Linked DNA regions of Homo sapiens: region 1 is linked to region 2. Evidence: chromatin contacts called from ENCODE Hi-C or POLR2A ChIA-PET data. All regions are on one chromosome and are shown on one strand. Each heading gives the region's core, a stretch centred on a gene start or an enhancer-like site at or near the end of the contact. The rest is flanking DNA. Distances are from core to core; before and after follow the strand shown.

Region 1 (6,469 bases), core at 1,573-4,072, 34 kb after region 2:
GGCTGTGCTTTCACTACTGGGTACAGATAATGTGGCTTAAAGAGCTAATCGGGAGCTGGAACAGACAGAAATTCAAGAGCAGAGAGGCATCAGGACCTAGAACTTGGCCTAGACTCAGAGAGAGCTGATTCAAAGCTCAGAGCCACCAGGGACCTGCTGGGCGACCCTGGATCCATCACCAAGCCTCAGTTTCCATGTTGGAAACAAAGGGAGAACGACGTCTGGGCTCAGAGTTAGGAAAGCACTCTGTTAGCTATAAAGCAAGCTACATGGCAGAGTCGCCCTCAGCATGTGACCCCGCTTCAAGCCTGCCATCCAGTCTGGGATGTCAGACCCAGGGTTCTACTGGCAGGTTAGAGAAGAGGAGTCAGGTGGGAGACTTGGAAGATTTGGTACAACACATGGAAGATTTGGTACAACACAGAAGTTTCTGCGATTTCCTCAGACTAACCCTTAATTAACTACAAACCACGGTCTACGCCTCCTTTCCATCAATTATCTTATTTCACCTTCATAGCCAGCCTTGGAAGTGGACTTAGGTGGGTCTGTATGGCAGACAAGGTCCTTGAGGCTTAGATAACTAGAGTCTCTAGGGTAGGCCTAAGTCACACAGCAAGGCAGGTCCAGGGCCAGGATTTGAACCCAAGCCTCAGTCCTGAAGGATGCCCAAGGAACATAGATGCTGACACGCCACACTTTTCTTCCTTCCAGGCAAACATGAAGAGAAACAGCAAGAAGGTGGCATTGTTTCTAAGAACTTCACAAAGAAAATCCAGTAAGTAACCTGGAGTCATGGAGCTCAGGGTGGGAGTGGAGGAGGGGGCACACCTGGGACCCATGATCTGGGGTCTCTCCCTCTTGGGCATCTCTCTTTTAAGACACCTCCTTGGGGCAGGGAATTGAACCCTCACACCTAACGAGGAGAAAATATCCCAGCAGACCTGTAATAGGGTCCCAGAAGGGGGAGCACATAGATTGCATCATCTCATCTGCTCGGTGCCCTGTGAGGTGGGTATTAAAAACCCCATTTTATTTATTTATTATTTATTTATTTATCTTGAGACCGAGTCTCACTCTGTCACCCAGTCTGGAGTGCAGCGGTGTGATCCCAGCTCACTGCAACCTCCACCTCCTGGGTTCAAGCGGTCCGTGTGCCTCAGCCTCCTGAGTAGTTGGGATTACAGGCATGTGCCACCATGTCCGGCTAATTTTTTGTATTTGTTTAGTAGAGATGGGGTTTCGCCATGTTGCCCACACTGGTCTTGAACTCCTGGGCTCAAGCGATCCACCCACCTCAGCCTCTCAAAGTGCTGGGATTAGAGGCTTGAGCCACTGCACCCGGGGAACAACTCCCTTTTATAGACTAAGCATCTGAGGGTAAGCAAGACAATGACTTGTCCACAATCACACAGCCCCTACCCATGGGGCATAGCTGAGGGAGGACCCCTGTCACCATCCAGAAAGACCATCCCCTGATTCCCCAAATGCCCCAGCAGAATATCTTCCAGGCTGCTTGCTCAGCCTCTGCCCTGCCAGGAAAATGAGCACCTTCTCTAGGGCATCCACAAAAATGAAGTTGGAAAGTGTCCTGAGAACACTGCATACTACCCAGAGAGGTTTGGAGGCTGAGACACTGGGACACAGGAAGAGCTATTTTGCTGAGGGGAGTAGAAGGGATTCATGTTTAACAGGGAAAGGGAGCCTGGGGGAACCGTGAGAGCAGCCAAGGACAATCAGGCTGAGGCCATGAACCAAAGCCACCACGAGCCCCTAGCTGGCAGTACCTATAGGGAGCAGAGTTGCACAGTGTGGTCACGATGGCTGCACTTAAACAACTGCCAGGTGCTTCATACATACCTTCTCCCTAATCAGCAATCAGCGTCACTCCACTATGTGCGTTTCTGGCCCCTAAACTCTCTCTCTCTCTCTCTCTCTTTTTTTTTTTTTTTTTGAGATGGAGTCTCACTCTGTTGCCCAGGCTGGAGTGCAGTGGCACGATGTCAGCTCACTGCAACCTCTGCCTCCTGGGTTCAAGCAATTCTCCGGCCTCAATCTCCCAAGTAGCTGGGATTACAGGTGCATGCCACCATGCCTGGCTAATTTTTGTATTTTTAGTAGAGACGGGGTTTCACCATGTTTGGCCAGCCTGGTCTTGATCTCCTGACTTCAAGTGATCTGCCCGCCTCTGCCTCCCAAAGTGCTGGGATTACAGGTGTGAGCCACTGCGCCTGGCCCCTAAACTCTTTTCCAAGCCATCGTTGCATTTAGCCTTTGCAGCAAAAGTGTGCATCGGAGAGGAGACATGACCCTCCTTGCAATACAGGGAAACTAAGTCTCCCACAGGTGAAAGGACATACCCAAGGTCTTTACAGCTAGAATTTAGAAGGGCCCAGAATAGATCCCTGACCTCTGAGTTCCATGCTCAGTCCTTGGGCAAGGAATGCTGTTTCCTCATCTGTGAAAGGGATGCTGATTCCAGCCTTGCAGAGTTCCTGGCTGAAAGTGACATAAGGTCATGGCCCAGCGTAGGTCCTCATAAGTGGGAGTTCATTATTACTATTGTTATTGTTGACTCTTAACTTTTCCATCAGCCTTTGCAAAGAAATTCTGTGTGTGGAGAGATCACACTAGCTGAATTCTGAGGCTTCTTCCAGCTTGGGATTCTACATTCCTGTCTCTTCCCCCACATGTCCGTCCCTGGCCCTCCCACAGCCTCTGCAGTTCTTGGAAGCCTGTGGACACTTCCTGATAAGGCAAACGCCAAACCATTTGTTCTTCGTGTTTGCTGGCTTGCCTGGCATCTCCGTGCCCCACACCTCTCCCTGGTTTAGCAAGCAGATTAAACATTGCTGAGGGAGAGGAAGGAAGGCAGGGGGTGGGGGGAAGCTGATGTCAAGGCTCAAATGAGGTCTCAGGGTGGAGTCACAAGCAGGGCATAGCTGTAAAAGGGACTGTGTAAGAAAGAAGTGAATTAATCATCTTAAAAGGGGTGTGTGTGTGTGTGTGTGTGTGTGTGTGTGTGTGTGTGTATTTCACATGCTCCAAGGCCTTAGGGGAGATAGCTTGCTGGAAGTAACCTGATGAGAAATGCCTGAAATTGCTCCAGGCTGGTGCTCAGCTGCTGAGCTGGGCTAGTTGTTAAAATATTCAGTGGTCCCCAACCTTTTTGGCACCAGGGACCAGTTTCGTAGAAGGCAATTTTTCCATGGACTGGGGAATGAAACTGTTCCACCTCAGATCATCGGGCATTAGATTCTCATAAGAAGCATGCAACCTAGATCCCTCGCATGCACAGTTCACAACAGGGTTCAAGCTCCTATGAGAATCTAATGCCACTGCTGATCTGACAGGAGGCGGAGCTCAGGCAGTAATGCTGGCTGAACTGCTGCTCACCTCCTGATGTGAAGCCTGGTTCCTAACAGGCCACAGATGGGTGCCGGTCCATGATCCGGGGGATGGGGACCCCTGAATATTGGCTAGCTATTGCCCTGAGCCCTCCCTAGCCAACCCCAGTCACTCTGATCTTGTCCCCAGGACCCTCTAAACCTCTCCACCTTCCAACAACTAAAGGGTCCCAGGACCCTCCTCCATCACTATGACATGCACCCATCCCTTCTGAATGGTCAGTGCCCAGCTGCACTAGTTGTTAAATATTTTGAATCTCAGCTCCGGGTGCAGGGAGTCCTGGCTCCATGAGAAAGTGAGTGGGTAACTTGGGGCAACTTGCTTAACTGCTCTGACCTTCCATTCCCACATCCCTGCATGGAGGGGTTGTGATGGGAGTGAGAGGATGTGTATAACGCATTAAGCATGGAATACAGACTCAGGGCTTGGTCCATGGGAATTAATATTATGAAAAGGCTTCACAAGGCTGGACTCACACTCCAGCAGCTGGGACTCCTGGGAGCTCCTGGCTCTGCCCAGACTCTAGACACCTAGGAGTCGAACTGGGGTCTGGGACACCTCTGGACCAATCTCAGGAGTCCTCGTTGCCTCCTCTCCCAGGGAAAACTCCAGTCATTAGAGGACAGGGAGATTCCTTCAGCCAGGCTGAGATCCTTGGAGATTTCCACCCAGGCAGGATGCTGCAGCTGTTTGCCTTAACCATGGCAAGGAAATTCATCTCAACACATCCATCTCTGTGTGAAAAGCCCCATTTGGACTGAATAAGGAGGAGAGGGAGAGGTCTTGGGTCTCAGCTTTCAAAGTCCATGATCTTCCTATTTGGTTAGGGGAAACCAAATTACAGTCATTTGCAATACCGTCATTCACATCCCATCTTCACTATTTTTTGCCTTATATGCTTACATTGCTGTACCATGATTTACTAAAGGTTTTTTTTTCTTTTAGATCATCTCATTTTTGATAAAGTTAAATTCTTATCACTGAAATGTTCACTGAGGAAAGCGATCATGAAATAAATCCAATGAAAGCAAACTGTGGTTAAATTCTAACTAGATAATATTGCCTGCCTAAGGGCCTCAGCTCTCTCATTGTTAAAAAGGGAAGGTAGCAAGTGATAGAGGCTAAAGGCGTTAAAGGCATGTTAGTACTTAGCAGAGACATTCCTTCAGATGTAAGTAGAAGCACTGAAAGAGAACTGAAGAGGAATTACTTTCCCACCAAATGGGTTTAAATACAAGTCACTTGGTTAGAGACCTTGGACTTGTCTATCTCTCTGAGTTTCAGTTTCCCCATAAGTAATATAAGAGCATTGTCATGGACAATCAGGAAGATCCTTTGGGGCCCTGATACTCTGTGGTTCAATGATCCTGCAATTTGTATGATACTCCATCTTGCTGTCAAGATGCCAACATGTAAGGTCAAAGACTGCAACGTAATTCTCACTCCACCCTAAGAGGTGGGTACTATTATTGCCCCCTTTTTTTCTGCAAAGAAACAGGTTCAAAGAGTCAAGATCACCAGCCCCATGTTGTGTGGTCAGGAAGAGTCAGAATTTGAATGCACGTCAGCCTGCCTGCAAAACCCATGCTCTAGGCCATAGCCACCCTGTCACACTGTACCTGGTGTGCACTGGGTTGGTGTGCACATGGTTAAACAGTCAGCCCATCCCCAGCATTGGGAGGGAGGTCTAAACTTTTGACTTTGTCTCCGCTTCAAAAGCTTGACTTGGCAGCTTTCTAGTTCCCTCTTTTTCTTCCAAATGGGCTTCCCAGAAGCAGCCTTGTTCATCTCCATGGTTCCAATCTGGCAAGGAATCTCCTGGGTAGATACGGCTCATGTGGCTACAGGTTGTTGTACCCACAAAAAAAGAAAGAAAGAAAGAAAAAAAAAAAACTCCCCAGCCCCTCCAGAAGGAGTCCTGCCTATGATCAGGAATGGGCTTACCTCATGCCTTGGTTCTTTCATCAAGACCCTCGTATTTACAATAGGCAGAGCCAGCAGGGATCAGTGGAAAGATTTTGATTGAACTGCCGGTCCTTCCTGCCATAGTCCTTCTTTCAAATGTCTGGTGCTGGGGGAGGCAGGAGAGCATCATGGTCAGATACTCTGAGTTTGGAGACCAGGATTCCAATTCCATTTCCTATCTGCCATTTGCCAGCTGAGCAACCTTGGGCAAAGCAGTTCACTTCTCTGAGTCTCAATTTCCTCATCTGTAAGATGGGGATAGCAATGGAATCTGCCTGGTGGGATTATTGTTAACACCAAAATGATATGATTCAGCTAAAGTACCTGGCACATAGAAAGTACTCAGAAGGTCATGGATTTCATGGTTAAAAAAAATAATGGCACCCCAATGAGATCACTAATATGTCCTCACAGTTTTAATAGTTTGTTGAAGAAACCAAATTCTCAATAGTCTCATTCACCCAAAGCAATCCAAAAATCATAAAAATACCTTATTAGAAGTTGGACCAGATTTAGGTTTAGAAATTCCATCTTCGATGCTTTCTCACTTGTTGAGCTTGTCATTTGATTTCCCCCAAGTCTCTGTTTAGTGATCTGTAGAATGGGCATATTAATTCTTACCTCTTAATCATCCTCTTACAATACTCCAACCAAGTATTGTCTATAACTGAGTTTTAAGAACAAGATAATTGGCTGGGCTCGGTGGCTCACGCCTGTTATCTCAGCACTTTGGGAGGCTGAGGTGGGTGGATCACAAGGTCAGGAGTTCGAGACCAGCCTGGCCAACATGGTGAAACCCCATCTCTACTAAAAATACAAAAATTAGCCAGGCATGGTGGTGGGTGTCTGTAATCCACACTACTCAGGAGGCTGAGGCAGGAGAATTGCTTGAACCTTGGGAGGCGGAACTTGCAGTGAACCAAGATCGCGCCACTGAACTCCAGCCTAGGTGACAGAGTGAGACTCTGTCCCAAAAAAATAAAAGGAAGAACAAGATAATAATGATCTGCTAAGTGATTGTATTAGTCTGTTTTCACACTGCTGATAAAGACATACCTGAGACTACATAATTGATATATATATGAAAAAAAGAGTTTTA
Region 2 (7,283 bases), core at 2,164-4,663:
GTGTGGTTTTGACCTTTGCTCTGCAGCACCTTTCTCCTTAGGAAATTAGTTAATTGCAGATGTCCTTTGACCCATGGGGGAGAGAAGTCAGACGGACTTAGGTTTGAATACTCGTTTTGCCCATTTCGAGCTGGTGGCCTTGGGAAAGTCAGTTAATTTCTCTGAACCTGAGTTTTCCCATCTGCAATATGAAGAAATAGCAATTCTTACCAGAAAAGATTGTTCTGAGGGCTATAAGGCACTTAGAACAGTACACAGAACATAATGAATATCAGTTATTATTGCTGCTATTGGCATGAGAATGAGCTAATGTGTATCAATTAACTTCTGCATAGAAAATTATCCCCAAACTTAGCATCTTTAAAACAAGTGCTACTTAGTTCCTGATCCTGTGGATCAGCAATTGGGCTGGGCTCAGCTGGGTGGTTCTTCTGATCTCATTGGGCTCACTCATACGCCTTTGATTGACTGGTGGGTTGGCTGGGGGCTGGAGAGTTTGAAAGACCCCAGCTGACTCATCACTCTACTCCATGAGGTCTCTCCTCCTCCAGCAGGCCTGTCTTGGTTTGTTCACATGGTGATGGCAGAATTCCAAGAGAGAGCACAGTATTGTGCAAGGCTTCTAGGCTTGGAAGTAATTAGCATCCCTTCTGCTATTCTATTAGCCATAGCAAGTCACAAGACCAGTACAGATTCAAGGGTATTCCTCTCAGTGAAAGGAGCTGCAAAGTCACATTGCAGGGGATGTGGACACTGGGAGAAGAAAAATTATGGCCATTTTTGCATTCTGCTACCCAGTTTCAATAGCTATTGGTAATCGCTTGATTGCCTCATGTAGAATAATAATGTAGCAGAATGAGACATGAAATCTCAGAAATCGGAAGATTCTATCCAAACGAATCAACCCATAAATTCAGGGAGTCCAGCTTTCCTCTGCAAAAAGAAATTCCCAATAGGAGCTTGATTGTTCCTCTTTTGCAACTATACAATCAAAAAACAGTTGCTTATTTAGCTGGTCATCTCAAGACTGGTCCATTCCAAAAAATGAGACAAGGCAACTGATGAAAATATTCAACATGATAGAGTGACATAAATAGAAGAGCAAATCAGGCTAAAAGAAAAATTAAGGAAAGAAATATAAAATTAAGTCAGGAGACAGTCCCAAAAGTACGTCCTACCATTCTGTAAAGTTGCTATGGAGGTAAGCTGCAAATATGACGTCTGAGCTCCCTGACAGACAAAGCAAAGAGGAAAATTACTCCCTCATTTACTACATTATTAACAAAAAAAAGATAAGAATTGAACCAGTTGCTCAGAAGAGCAGCTATTTCAGGTTTTTAATTCTATGAAAAATGACTCAGATGGCTCCACAGAAAAGGGACTCTATATGGTGCAGTGAATGGAAATTCTGATAATATCCTTTCAAAGTATCCAAAAACAGGTTTCATCTTGACTCTTTCTTATATCTCTCAATGCATAGCCAAAGCATAAGTTGGCAAAAGCACATTTTTCCAGTGACCATAGCTGGACACTGCTGAGGGCACTGAGAAGGGAAGAGCTATTCCTGCCCCTGTTTTCTAAAAGTGGGAGGCATTAACAGAAAGCAAAGAAGACTAGGAGGAGCATAAGGATTAGTCATGTAGATGCACAACAATATAGTCTACAAAAATCAAGAGCACTTTGAAACCAAACAGACGTGAATTAAATTTGGCTTAGAGGCAAACAGTCCTGGGTTCACATCTCTTACCAGCTGTGTTTAGCGAAGTGCATCATCTCTCTGTGCCTCTGTTTCCCCATCTATAAAATGAAATTGATAATAGTACCTAACCCTAAGATGTGTTGAGGATTAAATAATACACACAAAGCACTGGTTCAATGTCTGGCACATAATAAAATATGTCATAGTCATAGCTAACATTTCCTATGTCCTGTCTAATTGATACTTAGCATAGGTGCCAATATGCTATGTGATTTACCCGAATTCACTCATTCAATTTACAATTGTCTAGGGTAAGGACTATTATTACCTGCATTTTATAGACAAGAAAACGGCCCAGGGAAACGAAATCATCTGCCAAGGTCACACAGCTAGTAAGTGGCCAGGATAGTAGGCACAAAATAGAAGTTGTTGGTATTATTATTAACCACCGGTGGGGAGGGGCTTTCATTCTTTGATCGGGGCCCAGTTCCTCTGCCTGGCTTCCAGAAAGAAAAAGGTCACTGCCCAGGGACCCGCTGAATAAAGCTCAAGCCGTCTTGGATAACCCAGGCGGACACTCAGCAGGCTCCTCAGAGGCTGTTACCTCTCCCCCAGGTCCTACTCCCGCTCTCCCAGCTATTCCTCCAAGTCTGGCAAGAGGAGCCCGCCCAGCAGAAGCTCTAGGTCCCGCCGCAGCCCTAGCTACTCCCGCTACAGCCCCAGCAGGTACCGGCCCCGCCCCTCAAACTAGGCCCGTCCTAGGCCCCACCCCTTTGCTCTGATCCTCCTCTCTGGCCCCGCCTCCCCGTTCTCGGGCCTTCTTCCTCTTAGGTCTGACCCTGACTCAGCATTCTTACAGTTCCCTTTGTCCAATCAGGAGTGGCAGCGAGGCATCAAATACCCTTGTTTCCTAATGTCTCCAGCCCAAACAGTCCCGCAGACATACCCCAGAATTCACATCCCCAGCCCTCAGCCTCTACAGACCGTCCCCATATTCAGAGCCCCCAGTTCTTACCCACGCACCAGGGCCTGCGTAACATTCACGTCCTCACCCCTGCAGCACCTGCCCTGCTATGATGCCCACCTGCAAATGCTGACACCCCTGCACAAGCCCAGCCCCCACCCCTACGGTACTAACAACCCTCGCAGACTCTTACCGCAGCCCCGTCATCCTCCCTCCGGTCTCCCTTGCGGCAACGTGCAGACCCCATCCCGTGACCCAGTGGGGTGGGAAAGAAAGGGAGTGTCCCTCTCCCACGCGCTCACGCAGAAAATCCAGCCCAGCCCCAGCTCCCCAGTAACCCCCCGCGCCCCTTCAGGGAGCGGGATCCCAAATACAGTGAGAAGGACTCGCAGCAGCGGGAGCGCGAGCGAGCGCGTCGGAGACGTCGGTCCTACTCGCCTATGAGAAAGCGCCGGAGAGACTCCCCGAGCCACCTGGAGGCCCGGAGGATAACCAGGTGAGGCCAGGGGGCAAGGGGGACCCACCTTCATCCTCGTTCCCACTCCCATTCTTACTCATTCGAGCCTCAGGCTCTCCCTAGGCCTCCTTGGGGCTGGGATTTAGGATTGTGCGAGCTTATGGTCCCCCCAACCCCAACATCATTGAAATTACGTGTCTGTTCAAAGCCTTGGGACTGAGTCTCCCAGCTCAACCAGCAGGGCCTGCAAGAAGGGGGCGGGGCCAGCCTGAAGAATCGGGTGTGGCATGGGGGAGTGGCCAAAGCCTGAGGGTGGAGCTGGGGCCGGGGAGGTGGAGCTGGGGCCGGGGAGGCGGAGCTGGGGGAGAGAGTGGCGTCAGGCCAGGGAATGGAGGCCAAAGCAATGGAGCAGGACCTTGGCCTGGTGGTGGATCCCGAGCAGCGGAGACAGACCTCTACCCTCAGACCTGTACACTCAGCTGTCAGGCTTAAATAAACCTATATGTAATTATACCTTGAACCAAGTGTGGAAAGGACAAACAGGATTGCTTAGTTCCCAAAGGGACCTAGAGGGAGCCACGGTGGATAAGCCGGAGAGCACTGGATGTGGATTGGAATCCTGAATGTACCACTTTGCAGGTGACCTAGGAAAGGCTCTTACCTTCCTGAGCCTCAGTTTTCTCACCCATGAGATATTGGAAGAAATAACTCCCAGAAGCATGAGGATGAAATGAAAAGGGGCAAAAAGATGTGAACGTGCTTTGTAAACTTGAATGCAGAGTACACAATGTGCCATTGTTGATTGAATGGTCAGAATAGGTGGATACCGTTCCTGGAACAGGTAAGGCCTCAGAAGAGAAAAGCTCTAGCAGAGAAGTCTGAGTGCAAGCAAATTTCTCAGGCCTTGAAAGCTGGGAGAATGATTGAATGCTGCCCTAAGATTGGGTTGGGCTCTTCCTGCTGGCCTTCCAGGCATCTGCCACTCAGTCCAGACACTGGACTGAGGAATCAGGGATTCTCCCTGGAGATGACCTGGAGGAGGAAAAAGAATGTGTTTCCCAGATAGCAAGGCTGGGGTGATGGGTCCCCTTCTCCAATATCCCACAGGGCACCCTGCCTCAGCTTGTAAAGAATTCCTAAACCCTTGGGAGGCCAAGGCAGGCGGATTGCTGGATCTCAGGAGTTTGAGACCTGCCTAGGCAATATGACAAGACCCTGTCTCTACCAAAAATACAAAACACTAGCCAGGCATGGTGGTGTGCACCTGTGGTCCCATCTACTTGGGAGGCTGAGGTGGGAGGATCATTTGAGCCTGGAGTGGGGTGGAGGTTGCAGTGAGCCGAGATCGCACCACTGCATTCCAACCTGGGTGACAGAGCGAGACCCTGTCTGAAAAAATGTAATTAATATAATATAATACAATATAATTCCTAGCATAATTTCTAAACCCACTCCCTTGATCCAGTGTCACACAGCTATTAAGTGGCCAGGATAATAAGCACAAAATAGAAGTTGTTGGTATTATTATTATCTTTGGGGTCAACCTAGAGGAAAGCTAAGATAGAGAGTGGCATTTCCAAATGGCTGTCTAGTTTCTTTAGTCAATCTCAAATAATTCATCTTGATTAACCCATTCAGTGTTTCCCAATCTTTAGTCATTCACCAGTATCTTGACCACATATGACTTGTCTGTTTATCAACTGTACTATTCTTAATTTTCTTTAAATAGATATGACTCTTTTCAAAGGTTCATACATTTATTTCTAAAGGAAACGATACAGTACAGTAAATGGAAAATTAGCCTCTTTTGCCATAAATAGATGGTTCTAGTAAAAGTAAAAATAGGAAAACAAAACTATGATTAAAGTTTAGATGTAGATTCTGTTGCAAGCTGAAGGCTCTGAGCTCCAGGCTTGCTTCATGGGGGAAAGAAAAAAGTGAGATAATCATTTTTCAAGACATACTAGCACTAAGCTGAGACTTTTACTTTGATGTGTTCTCAGCACTGCAAGAGAAGTGGAAAGGGAGTATTTTTTCCTAAGGGACTGGGGAAAGGGAGGATATTGGTTTCCCTTGGGACAAGACTGGGGCTCGCTGCGGGGAGGCACGGAGGGGCCGGCCCTCATCCCTCCTCTCTCTGGTCTCTGCAGTGCCCGGAAACGCCCCATCCCCTACTATCGGCCCAGCCCCTCCTCATCCGGCAGCCTCAGCAGCACCTCCTCCTGGTACAGCAGCAGCAGTAGCCGCTCGGCCAGCCGCAGCTACTCCCGGAGCCGGAGTCGGAGCCGGAGCCGGAGACGGAGCCGGACCCGCACGAGCAGCAGCTCTAGCTCCCGCAGCCCTAGTCCGGGCTCCCGCAGCCGGAGCCGGAGCAGGAGCCGGAGCCGGAGCCGGAGCAGGAGCCAGAGCCGGAGCTACAGCTCAGCAGACAGCTACTCCAGCACGAGGCGCTAAGTGCCCCTGAGCCAGCTGCCCGTGGGGGCCCCTTCGCGCTGCCAGCCTCCCCCAACCACCTGCCCTCCCCGCCTTCTTGGTGACAAATAGTGAGGGCTCCTATACCTTGTCCTTCCTGCTTGCCTAGGGGAAGAGGAGAAGAGGGTAAGGGGGCTTCACTCTCTAGATCAGCCTGCTAGGAGCCTCTACCAGCATCATCCTGGGGCCCAGCTCAGGCCTGGGCATATGGAAAGAACCATCATCTTGTGGCACAAAAAAAGAAGAAAGAAAAGAAAACTTCAAGGTTTTGTGAGAAGCAATGGGTCTGTGACTCAAAAATTGAGCCCTGGCCAGGAAAATGTGGAGACAGTTCTTCTCCTCCACTGCTCACAGGAGGCCCGTGGTAATTCTCCCCACCTCCCCGGATGCCCCACTAGTCCAACTTCATGGCTGCACGTGGATGGACCCCCATGTCTGAGAGGGGTGAAAGAGGAGACCAATGGCAGTTCAGGTTCAAGATAACGGGGTCAGGCCTTTAACTTCCTCAAACAGGCCCAAGCAAAGGCTGGAAGACATTTGGGTCCTAGAAGAAGGGATATCCTTGAATACCAGATGGGGACGTTTGACTTGGTGGGAGGTGTCAGGAGATAGGAGTTGGTTAAGATGATAGATAGAAAAACGGAAGGGTTCAGCTGCTGCTCCCAATACCTCAGCATGGTAAGGGGACAGAGCCCAGCAGATCCCAGCTGTGAAGAGGCCACTGCATGGCTGACACAAAACACCTCTTGGCCATTCACAGGGGCCCTGCAACCTCACGAGAAAGGAGATAGTGGAAGAGTCAGGACAGGTTGGTCTCCAGCCCCACTTCCCAAATATGCCTCAGCCCCACTAGCTGGCACCAACTTAATTCCACGGGACCATCTGCTGAACATTCCCCAGTGCCATGGCCAGTTGCCAGGCCCCAGCGCCAGCCAGTCTGGCCTTACCCTCCGGTTGGCGCCTGCCAGCCCCCTCCCCTCTGCCCAGGCTGCCACGCCCTGGATGCCACCCAGTGCAGCCTGGCACCTACCCACCCACCCTTCAGCTTAAGCCACTCCCCTTGCCTCTCAGGAATTTTGCCAGGATGGGGCACAGCAGCTCAGGTTTGGGGGAAAAGACCCGAATCCAGAGTGCAGGGGAGAGGGGCTTGGATATGCCATGTCTTGGGCTCCTGCTGGCTTCTGAGGTTTCTTGTCAGCTTGGGAAAGACCCACCTTTATTTTTGCCCTCACCCCAAGTCCCCCCTGGCTGGGGCTGGGCAGAGAGGGTAAGCTGATCTCCGATCCACAAATACCACCAGCTGCTTCATCCACAGAAGGCGCTAAGAACGGGGAGGTGAGGAATAAGATCCTTAAAATAAACTCTTGGGCATCCCCCTCACCAGCTGACTGGCTTTCCGGAGGCTTGTGGGTGAGTTTCAAGTTTGTGGTGGCAACAGCAGCAGGACAGGGCACGGAGGGAGCGAGGGAGAGAGGACCGGTCCCAGCTTTTGGATATTTTGGGTTATGGGGAAGCAAGGGCCAAACATTCTTTATCCCTCCCACCCCAGGGAAAACATTTGGAAAATAGTCCTTTTTCTTGGAAGCAGTGACGTCTCCCTACCCAATCTTTCCCATCCTATCAACCCATGGGGCTAGAGACTGCCATGCAACCACCACCACGACAGCCCTTCCTCCATCAGAAGACAGGAG

Evidence for each region. Hi-C counts contacts between places; a loop is a spot of excess contacts on that map. ChIA-PET counts read pairs that join two places held with the same protein, here RNA polymerase II (POLR2A). Pooled maps may share reads with other maps.
Region 1: a loop to region 2 is called in a map of tibial artery, with 2.6 times the contacts of the local background. The contact joins two enhancer-like sites. A Hi-C loop is called at or near these places in 4 of 168 maps with a recorded cell type or tissue (aorta, gastrocnemius medialis, heart right ventricle and 1 more) and 6 of 50 pooled maps. POLR2A ChIA-PET finds 5 or more read pairs at or near these places in 4 of 52 experiments (AG04450, H1 and WTC11).

Annotation. Positions count from the first base shown.
Region 1 is chr12:119,186,314-119,192,782 of GRCh38, forward strand. HSPB8 (heat shock protein family B (small) member 8) reads left to right here. Exons shown (of 3, transcript NM_014365.3): 2 at 712-775. Among named protein-coding and RNA genes, the nearest start is that of HSPB8-AS1, 5.5 kb to the left of the region's middle. Within about 2 kb of position 2,823, at least 9 of the 41 ENCODE cell types and tissues checked have a DNase peak (open chromatin) inside an H3K27ac peak, as active enhancers do.
Region 2 is chr12:119,151,225-119,158,507 of GRCh38, forward strand. SRRM4 (serine/arginine repetitive matrix 4) reads left to right here. Exons shown (of 13, transcript NM_194286.4): 11 at 2,315-2,425; 12 at 3,019-3,159; 13 at 5,271-7,283. The coding sequence ends at 5,574. Among named protein-coding and RNA genes, the nearest start is that of HSPB8, 24 kb to the right of the region's middle. RefSeq lists enhancers at 2,415-2,947, 2,948-3,478. Within about 2 kb of position 3,414, at least 2 of the 41 ENCODE cell types and tissues checked have a DNase peak (open chromatin) inside an H3K27ac peak, as active enhancers do.